Regions from separate parts of the Homo sapiens genome. Here region 1 is linked to region 2. Evidence: chromatin loops called from intact Hi-C (ENCODE). Cell type or tissue: ovary. All regions are shown on one strand. Each heading gives the region's core, and the rest is flanking DNA. Links, peaks and the distances in the headings are about the cores only.

The links. Peaks named below come from ENCODE experiments on the same cell type or tissue, not always from the same donor. Only the 100,000 strongest peaks of a DNase experiment are listed, where the experiment ranks them.
Region 1: it touches region 2 in a loop (7-fold over the local background); 1 of 110 quality-filtered maps calls a loop at or near these places.

Annotation. Positions count from the first base shown.
Region 1 is chr6:130,504,553-130,509,944 of GRCh38, forward strand. No RefSeq gene overlaps it. Among named protein-coding and RNA genes, the nearest start is that of TMEM200A, 140 kb to the left of the region's middle. In ovary, for the core only: no CTCF peak of the experiment used is centred there; a DNase peak (open chromatin) is centred at 2,637; H3K27ac peaks cover 559 bases.
Region 2 is chr6:130,942,433-130,947,824 of GRCh38, forward strand. The region is part of intron 3 of EPB41L2 (erythrocyte membrane protein band 4.1 like 2); the gene reads right to left. Among named protein-coding and RNA genes, the nearest start is that of SMLR1, 120 kb to the left of the region's middle. In ovary, for the core only: no CTCF peak of the experiment used is centred there; no DNase peak of the experiment used is centred there.

The DNA of each region.
Region 1 (5,392 bases), core at 234-5,233, 440 kb before region 2:
GATTAATAACCAGAATATATATATATAAGAAGCTCAAACAACTCTATAGGAAAAAAATCTAACAATCTGATTTTTTTTTTTTTTTTTTTGAGACGGAGTCTCGCTCTGTCGCCCCGGCTGGAGTGCAGTGGCGGGATCTCGGCTCACTGCAAGCTCCGCCTCCCGGGTTCACGCCATTCTCCTGCCTCAGCCTCCCAAGTAGCTGGGACTACAGGCGTCCGCCACTACGCCCGGCTAATTTTTTGTATTTTTAGTAGAGACGGGGTTTCACCGTTTTAGCCGGCATGGTCTCGATCTCCTGACCTCGTGATCCGCCCGCCTCGGCCTCCCAAAGTGCTGGGATTACAGGCGTGAGCCACCGCGCCCGGCCCAATCTGATTTTTTAAATGGGCAAAAGATCCAAATAGATATTTCTTAAAAGAAGATATACAAATGGCAGACAGACATATGAAAATGTGCTCAACATCACTGATCATCAGAGAAATGGAAATCAAAACTACAATGAGATATCACCTCACCCCAGTTAAAATGGCTTTTATCCAAAAGATAGGCAATAACAAATTCTGGCGACGACGTGGAGGAAAGGGAACCCTTGTTAGTGGGTTGTAGTGGTGTGAATGTACAATCACTATGGAGAACAGCAGGGAGGTTCCTCAAAAAACTAAAAATAGAGCTACCATATGATCCAGCAATCCCACTGTGAGGTACATAACCAAAATAAAAGAAATTAGAATAAATTGAAGAGATACCTGCACTCTCATGTTTGTTGCAGCACTGTTCACAATAGGCAAGATTTGGAAACAACCTAAGTGTCCATCAACAGACAAACGGATAAAGAAAATGTGGTATATATACACAGTGGTGGAGTAATATTCAGCCATAAAAAAATGAGATCCTTTCATTTACAACATGGATGGAACAGCAGGTCATTATGTTAAGTGAAATAAGCCAGGCACAGAAAGACAAACTTCTCATGTTCTCACTTATCTGTGGGAGCTAAAAATTAAAACAATTGAACTCATGAGATAGAGAGTAGACGGATGGTTACCAGAGTCTGTGAAGGGTAGTAGGGAGGAGGGCTGGGGTGGGGGGTAGGTGGGAGTAGAGATGGTTAATTTTTCTAACCAAAGGTATAAAGAATGAATAAGATCTAGTATTTGATAGCACAACAGGGTGACTATAGTCAATAATAATTTAATTGTACATTTTAAAATAACTAAAAGAGTACAATTGGATTGTTTGTAATACAAAGAATAAATGCTTGTAGTGATTGATACCCCATTAAAATAAAGATAAAAAATAAAAATTTATAACATTCACAAAGAGAACATCAATATATTTATCTATTTAGAACTAAACAACTTCAATGTCAAAAACTATCACAAACCAAAAAGGCAAAAACAAGTGTGTGGGAGGAGTGAGAATGTGCTACAAAATGACGTGGGCTAATATCATTATTATACAAGGAGTTCCAAGATAAACACTAAGATCCCAACTAGAAAATAACCCAAGGATACAAACAGGCAATTTACATAAGGAAGAATGACTAAGAAAAACATTCAAACCCACTAAAAATTTTTAAAAATGCAAACGAAAATTGATAACCATGATTTTTCCACACTGATAAAAAAAAGGCAAGTATAAAAATGTGGTCAGTTCTTCATTTGGGGAAAGGTAGGGTCAGGCAAGCTACCGATGACAGCATAAATGCCTCGTGAAATTTGGCCATGAAAATTGATGGGGGTCCAATCTTTCTGAGAAAGTATCATACTTAAAAATGATCACCATTTTTGGCCCAGTAATTCACTTACAGGAATTTTTCCTAAGGAAATAAGCAGAGATCCAAGAAATACACAAAGATGTTAGCACTGCAACATCTTTGTGCAACATCTTTGCAGGTGGCTGTCTGCAAACCAGGAAGTTTCCTCATGGAATCAGATTGGCCAGCTCCTTGATTTTAGATGTTTAGCTTCCAGAATTATGAGAAATAAATGTCTGTTGTTTAAGCCACCTAACTGGTGGTATTTTGTTACAGTGGTGCAAACCAAGATGGGGGCGGGGGGGTGCGGGGAGAAATAGAGACAGAGAGACAGAGAGAGACAGAGACAGAGATGGAGGGAAGCAGGTTTTCCTGAATTATGGGGTTTTATTTTTTCAGAAATTTCTATATTTTTACAATGAGAATATCTTCAACAGATATTTTCAACAATGAGAAAAAACAGGCTAGTCAAACACAGATAATAATAAAAATGGCAACTAATATTTATTTAGCATTTACTATGTTCTAGAGATTGTGTTGCCTTTGGTGAATTTCATTTTACCTTCACAACTATCTCAAGTAGTTACTATTATAATCCCCATTTTACAGTCTCCTAACCACTCTGAAAACAAAAACAAAGACAAAAACAAAAAAAAACCTTTTTTTACATTTTAATCTAGGTTTTCTATTTTTTTTTTTAATTTTACTTTAAGTTCTGGGATACATCTGCAGAACATGCAGGTTTGTTACATAGGTATACATGTGCCATGGTGATTTGCTGTACCTATCAACCCATCATCTAGGTTTTAAGCCCTGCATGCATTAGGTATTTGTCCTAATGGTCTCCCTCCCCTTGCCTCCCATCCCCTGACAGGCCCCGGTGTGTGATGTTCCCCTCCCTGTGTCCATGTGTTCTCGTTGTTCAACTCCCACTTATGAGTGAGAACATGTGGTATTTGTTTTTCTGTTCCTGTGTTAGTTTGCTGAGCATGATGGCTTCCAGCTTCATCAAAAAACAAAACTGACTCTTGAAATACCTGCTTTATTGCTAAGACTTGGAATAATACTTAATAACAGTATGTTGAATGAATATGTCTTAATCAACCGTATTGAATTCAGTAAAGTTACATACCACACCCTTGGCTTAGGTAAAGAAAAAAACAACAAAGACAGAGCAAGGAAGACCCGGCTTAGCATTGCTTTATGTTCTCAGTCAGCCTTGGGTGTGTGGGAAGGAATGGGGCTCCTTATACTTCATCAGATTCTTCAATCACCTGACAGGAATGCTGAGGAGATGAATTTTACTTGGAGTTAAAAATACGATTACTTTTCCTCTGTTGTTCCTTCTACCTTTGAAATCGTTTTACAAACTGAAAAACTGGAATCGAGATCTCATTTATTATCTGTGGTTTCACATTGCAAAATCACTGTGAACTTCAGAGCCAAATGCTTTTTTTATTTTCCTTTGAATTTCCATTAAAGGAAGATTTTCTTAGAAGCAGATTGAGAACTTTTAATTCTTTGCCAGGGATGAGAGAGACAAAAGACACTCACTGGCTGAATTTCACATCTAGTCCTGAAGCTTTGTCTGTCAAGAGAAGAGGCGATGCTTTTCTCTTAGTATCAAAAAGTAAGGAAATTTCTTCAGTATTCCCTGCCACCCAGAGAGGAGACACAACGACAGTGGCAGTTGTAAGTCTCAAGAGCAGGCACACAAGAAATGTGACTTCCTCCATTTTCCATAAATCAACTTCATATAGGATTCTGAAGCCCCATATTTCAGGCTAGCAGAATGTGGATTTTTAAATTTTATGGATTTTAAAATTTTCTTAAACTTTGGTTTATTCATTGTGAGGCATTTTTGTAGTTTTCCACCTCCCTTTTCCTCTAACCTATGTGCGTGTGCATGTGTGTGTATGTACATTCTAGGCCATTGGCATACAAGCAGTACAAGTATGTGTGTGTTGGGGATGCTGACCTGTCTGTGTGGCCCCATCTCTGCAGCCCGAGCTAGGCTTCCCATGAAGGCATGTCTGGGGAGGCAGTTAGCCCCATGCCAGACCTTCAGGTCCCAACAGACTCCAGCATGTCAAACCCACTCCTTAACTGCTCACCCAGTGTCCATCTCTGCTGTTCAGGCACCTGCTGTTCAGAATGACTGCTGGGTGAAGTCATTCTGTTTTGAGGTGGCCTTTAAGGGATGCCCTTTTCTTTCTCTGTTTCCCCTAAGCCACTCTCCACCTTTTGCAGACCCTCTTCCACAGATTTTAACACAAGTCAAGGAGTCTTATAGACCATAATTCTTTCATGCCCATCCCAAGGTTCTGTTATACAAGAAAGCTCAATGGGGCCCACCTGCCTCAATCATGAGAAAGAAGGCAAAGCAGAAAATGCAGGTGGAAAGATTATCCAGCCACTTGAGTGAAAAGATCTTTGGGATGTGAAAATCTGGGTGTAACTCTTTTTTTATATATATATATTTTAAGTTCTAGGTACATGTGCACAATGTGCAGATTTGTTACATATGTATACATGCGCCATGTTGGTGTGCTGCACCCATTAACTAGTCATTTACATTAGGTATATCTCCTAATGCTATCCCTCCCCCCTCCCCCCACCCCATGACAGGTCCCGGTGTGTGATGTTCCCCTTCCTGTGTCCAAGTGTGTAATTCTAAGGAGTCCCACTTGGTGTATGGCATGGTAGACTGGACATTAACTTTGAGAAGCTTCTCCATTGGTATCTTGATGGAGGAACCAGTGAAATGTCATAGCAGCCCCAGAAGGTAGAGATTATTCCAACAATTTATTAACTATGTCATGTTACTTTCTTTTGGCTTGATTTTATTCTCCCTTTGTATTTAATAGAACAGGTATCATAAATGGACTAATCACAAAAATGCTTCGTTTGGTTTACATTTTTCTTTTCTATTCTCTCTTTCTTCCTTTTTTGTTATTTCTAATATTATTTGTCTCTTAAGTTTCAAATTACTTAGGCTCGGTATCTATTCTCCAGTTCCCCTTAGTTCTCACCATTCTCCATTGACTTAAAACAAGATGTTTCTTGTTTTAAGCAGGTAACTCTCTGCTTGGCCCCTAACAACATTTGTGCTTTCAGGCCTTGATATTCCTCGATTTTTATAAGAAGCTTTATCTTTTTCAGAAACTGTTATTTTGGTCTTTATTTTTCCTCCCAGAAGTTTGCTATTAATATATTTTTAATTTCTGTGTTTATATTTTTCTTATTTCTTTATAGTTTTGTTGTATTTTCTCCAAGAATGTTCTTGTAAAATCTCTACCTTAAGTAATGCACTAAACGTTTACTTCTGAGTTAATATGTAATTGATTTTTGTGAATGCTTCATGGACATAAGAGAATAATGTGTATTTTTGTTTGTAAGAAATAAATATCTATAAATACCTTTACACTGAACTTGTTTATTACACAAATTTTTGGTTATGACTTGTCAAATTCCACAAGAGATGACTATGTTTTGTGCTATTATATTAATTTTATCAGAATCTTGAATATCTGAGAGTCTTTATGTATTTCATAGCTTTATTGTTTGGTATTTAAAGTTTTCAGATTATATCTTTTTTATGCATTGCATATTCATCATAATATAGTATACCTC
Region 2 (5,392 bases), core at 71-5,070:
AAAGAAATCAAAGACTAGAAATAAAACAGTAATGATGACAGAATGATTCTAAACACAGTGGATTTAACAAAAGATACTGATAATTGTTGTTGCATGAGAGAGTGTAATTAGATTACATCCCTTCATTTGATGAACTCTGGCAAAGATTTTTTAAATTTTACTGCCTACATATATTTTTTTAAATTATACTTTTAAGTTCTGGGATATGTGTGCAGAACGTGCAGGTTTGTTACATAGGTATACATGTGCCATGGTGGTTTGCTGCACCCATTAACCTGTCATCTACATTAGGTATTTCTCCTAATGCTATCCCTCCCCTAGCTTCCACCACCTGACAGGCCCTGGTGTGTGATGTTCCCCTCTCTGTGTCCATGTGTTCTCATTGTTCAACTCCCACTTATGAGTGAGAACATGCGGTGTTTGGTTTTCTGTTCCTGTTTTGCTGAGAATGATGGTTTCCAGCTTCATCCATGTCCCTGCAAAGGACACGAACTGATGCTTTTTTATGGCTGCATAGTATTCTACGGTGTATATGTGCCACATTTTCTTTATCCAGTCTATCATTGATGGGCATTTGGGTTGGTTCCAAGTCTTTGCTACTGTGAATAGTGCTGCAATAAACATACATGTGCATGTGTCTTTTTGGTAGAATGATTGATAATCCTTTGGGTATATACCCAGTAATGGGATTGCTGGGTCAAATGGTATTTCTGGTTCTAGATCCTTAAGGATCTTCCACACTGTCTTCCACAATGGTTGAACTAATTCATGCTCCCACCAACAGTGTAAAAGCGTTCCTATTTCTCCACATCCTCTCCAGCATCTGTTGTCTCCTGACTTTTTAATGATCGCCATTCTAACTGGCGTGAGTACATATTTTAAAGTAACAAAAATGTGTCCAAACTGATTTTAAAGCATAAATTTTATTCTGAAAATAACTTTTCCCAACATTTCTAACCTTACTCGACCCTGAAGTAATTTTCATTCCAAAACAGAGAAATAATTCAAAGATCTAGTTCCTGTTCTACTACCACCCTCTGATGAGGGTAAAAACTTACTAAGTGGTAAATCACCAAGGAGTTGGCATGGCTGCCAGTGTGTAGCATGCCTATCCAGCAAGAGGTGGACAGTTTCTTCAAAAGTATGTCAGGATGGCTGCTCACAGTTAGAAATTACTTTCAAGTTTAATGCTTTTAAAATACCAGTGATGCAGGGGCAAACAAAGTAATCCCCTGGTTTTGAAACCAAATGTGGAGAAGACAGAGAAGAAAAAAAGCATGTGAAAGAATTCCTCGAATGCTGAGAAATAAAATGGCCTATCATTCTTTAGTTTCCTCAAGAGAAGAGGAGGCATTATTAGAAAACAAGGGACAAAGAATAAGAATTATAGTATCTTCAAGCCCAGCCTACGCCCAGCCAGCAAACAACCTGGTCTGATAGCAGCTCCAACAGAAGTGAAAGAACAGAGCTTCCGGGAGCCTGCAATTCCCTCTGAGCTGTGAATGTGAGCTCCTAAAGGGCCAGGGTCACACCATAGTAACTTCTATATGGCTCTCATGCCTAGAGTTTCACAATCTTTTGTAGAAACATAATAGTTTTCATTTACAATAAGCCTTTGAAGTATTTATATAACAAGTCGGTCTGCTGTTTCCAAGCATCTGAAAAGCAGGGCAATAATGGACAGCAGTCGCAATGATGAGGGTGGGTGGATTATATATATATACGTACATACACACACATACACACACACACACACACACACACACACACACACAAATGCCCAAATCTTTGTTTTCTAATTAGAGGGGATGGAGAGAAGACTTAGGAACATAAATAAACAAATGCTATCATTTATCTTGGATAGAAAGATAAAAACTTTATAAATGTACAAGAAAGTACAGGGAAATAAATCAAAATTACTTTCTATGAGAAGTATTTTAGGCAAAGTCCTCCGTTAAGACTCTATGGGGAGAGAGAAGAAAGTTATTTTTCCAGAGAAACTAATAATAAACCAGGTGAAGAAACAACATCAGCATGAGAAAAATCAAACAATACAAGAGTTTAGCAGTTGTTCAACACAGCAATACAAGAGAGTCTTTCACAAGGCAGTGCATGCTTAATTGCCAAACTAATGGTGCAAACAAGTTCCAAGGAAGAAAAGAACATTCTGAGAGCTGGATTTGAGTTGGAAACTAAGATAGGCAGGAATCATGTGATGGGGAAAGCAAAATGTGGAGTTGGTAGGGTCAGAAACTGGAAGGAAGGCCAGGCAACTCAGCATATGTCTGATTAGAGGACCAACTTGACACAAGGGAAGACTCAGAAAATCAAGTGGTAACAGAGGTCAAAAGATAGCCTGAGGTTATACGTGACCAAGAGTGGAGGAGGGAGGGGGGCCGAGGTCCAGCTAAGGAGTGACTTGATTATGAGGCCAGGCTCTGCTGCTGTGAGCTCCTTGTGTTCTTCAAGCTGGACCAAAATATTCTATCACTTACATGGCACGGCAGTCTTTTCCCATTTAGTAAATACAAATTAAGTTTTGAATAGAATTACCACCCTAAATCCTGTTTTAAGCTAAAAGGATAAAGACATGCCACCTTGACCAATGTCACTGGAATTTTAAATTGCACATAATACATGCCCATTAAATTATTCCTAGTTCCCAAAATGACATATAAATCTGCCACTATTTTTATGGAATCTTATAGAGTGCCATAACTTCCAGATCCTCTACAAATATGTAGATAGTTGAAACTGTTTAACTAGTAAACTTAGTAAGTGTCAGTACTATAGGTCTGAAATACCACCTTGGAGGGTGAAAAGAAACAACAATAAACAAACAAGCAAATAAAACACACTCAAAGTAATGATAGCAAATTGGATTTCCGAGACCCGAACTCAACACAAGAAAGGCAAAAAGACCTCGACACATTCTGCTCTCTGAGAAATACTTTTATCAACAGAACACTGATGAAGAGAGCCTACATTGTTAGCCTTATTCATAACTAAGAAAAAACGGTACTGACATTCCTGTGTAGGCAGAAACAATGCCCTTGATTCTCAGACAAAATCAACATGTGGGAACAACTTTGAGATGCCAGAGGAAAATGTGAGCAACTCTAACTCAGAATGCACATTCACTCAAGCTTCCAAAGTCTTGCAGGAACTTTCACACTTATTTGCAAACTTTAAAACACATATACCGACTTATCAGTTGTAGTAAAACCAGCTCAATTCTAGAAATGGAGGAAGCAAATATTTTCATTCTCTTTGCAATCTGAGAATAGAAGAGAGGAAGTGACTCCCCCAAGATACCCAAAGAGTAAAAAGAAAAGTAAACATAGATCGCCTGACTTTATATCCATGGCTTCAACTAAACCTTATTGTTTTTTTCCCCCGCTTAGAGGAAAGAGCTCTGCTGTTTTAACACACTGAGTATGTAAATGACCTTAGCAGCAACATCATAAAGAGTGCTAGAGTCAAGTCCCTGAAGTAAACATGCAGGATCCAAGAGACACCCAAAAATTCTCTACAATTTAACTCTGGAACCAAAGAAGGTTGGCACATACCATTTAAATATCTCAATGAGATAAAAACATTTCCAAAAAAATCAAGTTATAAAGTTTCTTCATTAAAAAATCTTCAAAGTTTTTTCGAAAAATTTTTGAGATCTCAGTTGACTATCAATAGATGATAAATTAGTATAGAATGTAAATTGTAATTATCAGTGACAACAATGAAACAGTACCTACCACAAAGATTTGGAACAAATGCACAAAGAGAGCCTAGGCCTCAGGTCAAAATTAACGCATGGCTTAGCAATAAACCTATTGTTACATAAGCCAAAAATAACATTAAAGTTGGGCCATTTCCATAGTATTTTTTTTAACTTAACTATAATCATCATTTAAAAATGCACTGTTACTCAATGTTTATGTTCATTTATTATTTCCAGCCTTGGGGAATCCAGAAAATTCTGTGTGGCATAAAAATTTTTTATCCACTTAATATTAGCAAATGCCCTCTTTCCTTAAAAGAACACAAATTTCAAAGATGGCGATTTGTTTTTAAAAACAGTACTGTATTGGTTCCTTGGACAGTTGTCTTTATCTAATTCCTGAAGTTTAGGAGATAAAGAATAGGTTGATAGCCCACAGGAAAAACAATGTGGAAACAGGAAGCCATAAAAAGTAGAGGATGAGGGGAGAAAGAAGGGATATGAACAGATACATGGGGATATAGACACATAAAATACATATAAATATATAACAACATGTTAATATAGATTATACAGAATATATTAATTATATAGAGTGAGTAAGCTAGGAAGCAGAGATGATGTTCAGATGTCAAACAAAAATGCCCCCATGAATTATGTTTTTTGATTTTAAAAAAATTATTCCATTGATATAGCAATATTCACATTAAATGGTTTAAAGGGGGTACTTTTGTTGACCAAAGGTACTGATAGGTAACAAGAACAGGAAAGTGCCTAACATACCCAATGTTCTAATCGCATCACAAAAAAAAATTATCTATAGAGACCACTGATGTGCATCATAAGCAATGCACTGAATAAAGAAGACCCCCCCCCCAGCCCCTTAAATTACTGCAGCCATATAGCTAGCTACAATGTTCCAAAATCTAAACAGCGCCCTTGACTTTGCTAGGTCCTGTATACCAATGACTTTACAACCTCTGGTCCATTACTAAGCAGCTCCTTTTTGCTATGGATCAGTTTTAATCTTCTCATCCTGGCATTTGAGGCCTTTTAGAACCTCACCCTACTCTCTATAAGATCCCTGTAAGCCAAGCTATCACCTCATGACTTCCTGCACAGCCCATGCTTTGAGTGGCTTCTCTCCATTGTTGTAAACACCCTAAGTGAAGACAATTAGGTCTTCTTCAGTGGGCATGTTATATCAAGGTTTAATTGAAAATTAGACACATGTACATATAGAAAGAAAAAGAACAAACAATAACTACAGTCCTCTGAAGAGCCATAAAGAAATACAATATTTGCTGAGAGTAAACAGATGGAAACAAATCTATTCTCTCAAACCAAATACAAGTATTTCTTTCCCATATTCTATTCTCCTTCCTTGAGTGCTCAAAAGTTCATTAATAGCTACAGTTTCCCATATCTACTTCCCCAAATAGTCCTCAGACGGTGATTTCCGGTGTAGAGATACAGAACCACCGATAAGCAGCATCAGCATATCATCCAATCTGCCTAAGGTCAACACTGGAATTGGGAAACATTAGCCTGCTCAACCCCATGATGGCTGTACTCTGGGCTCCACTCCTGAGGAGGAAACAAGAACAGGTCTGATGAGTAACAGACCCAAACTAATGATACTAAGCAAGCAACGGGAAAATCAAAATAAGAGGA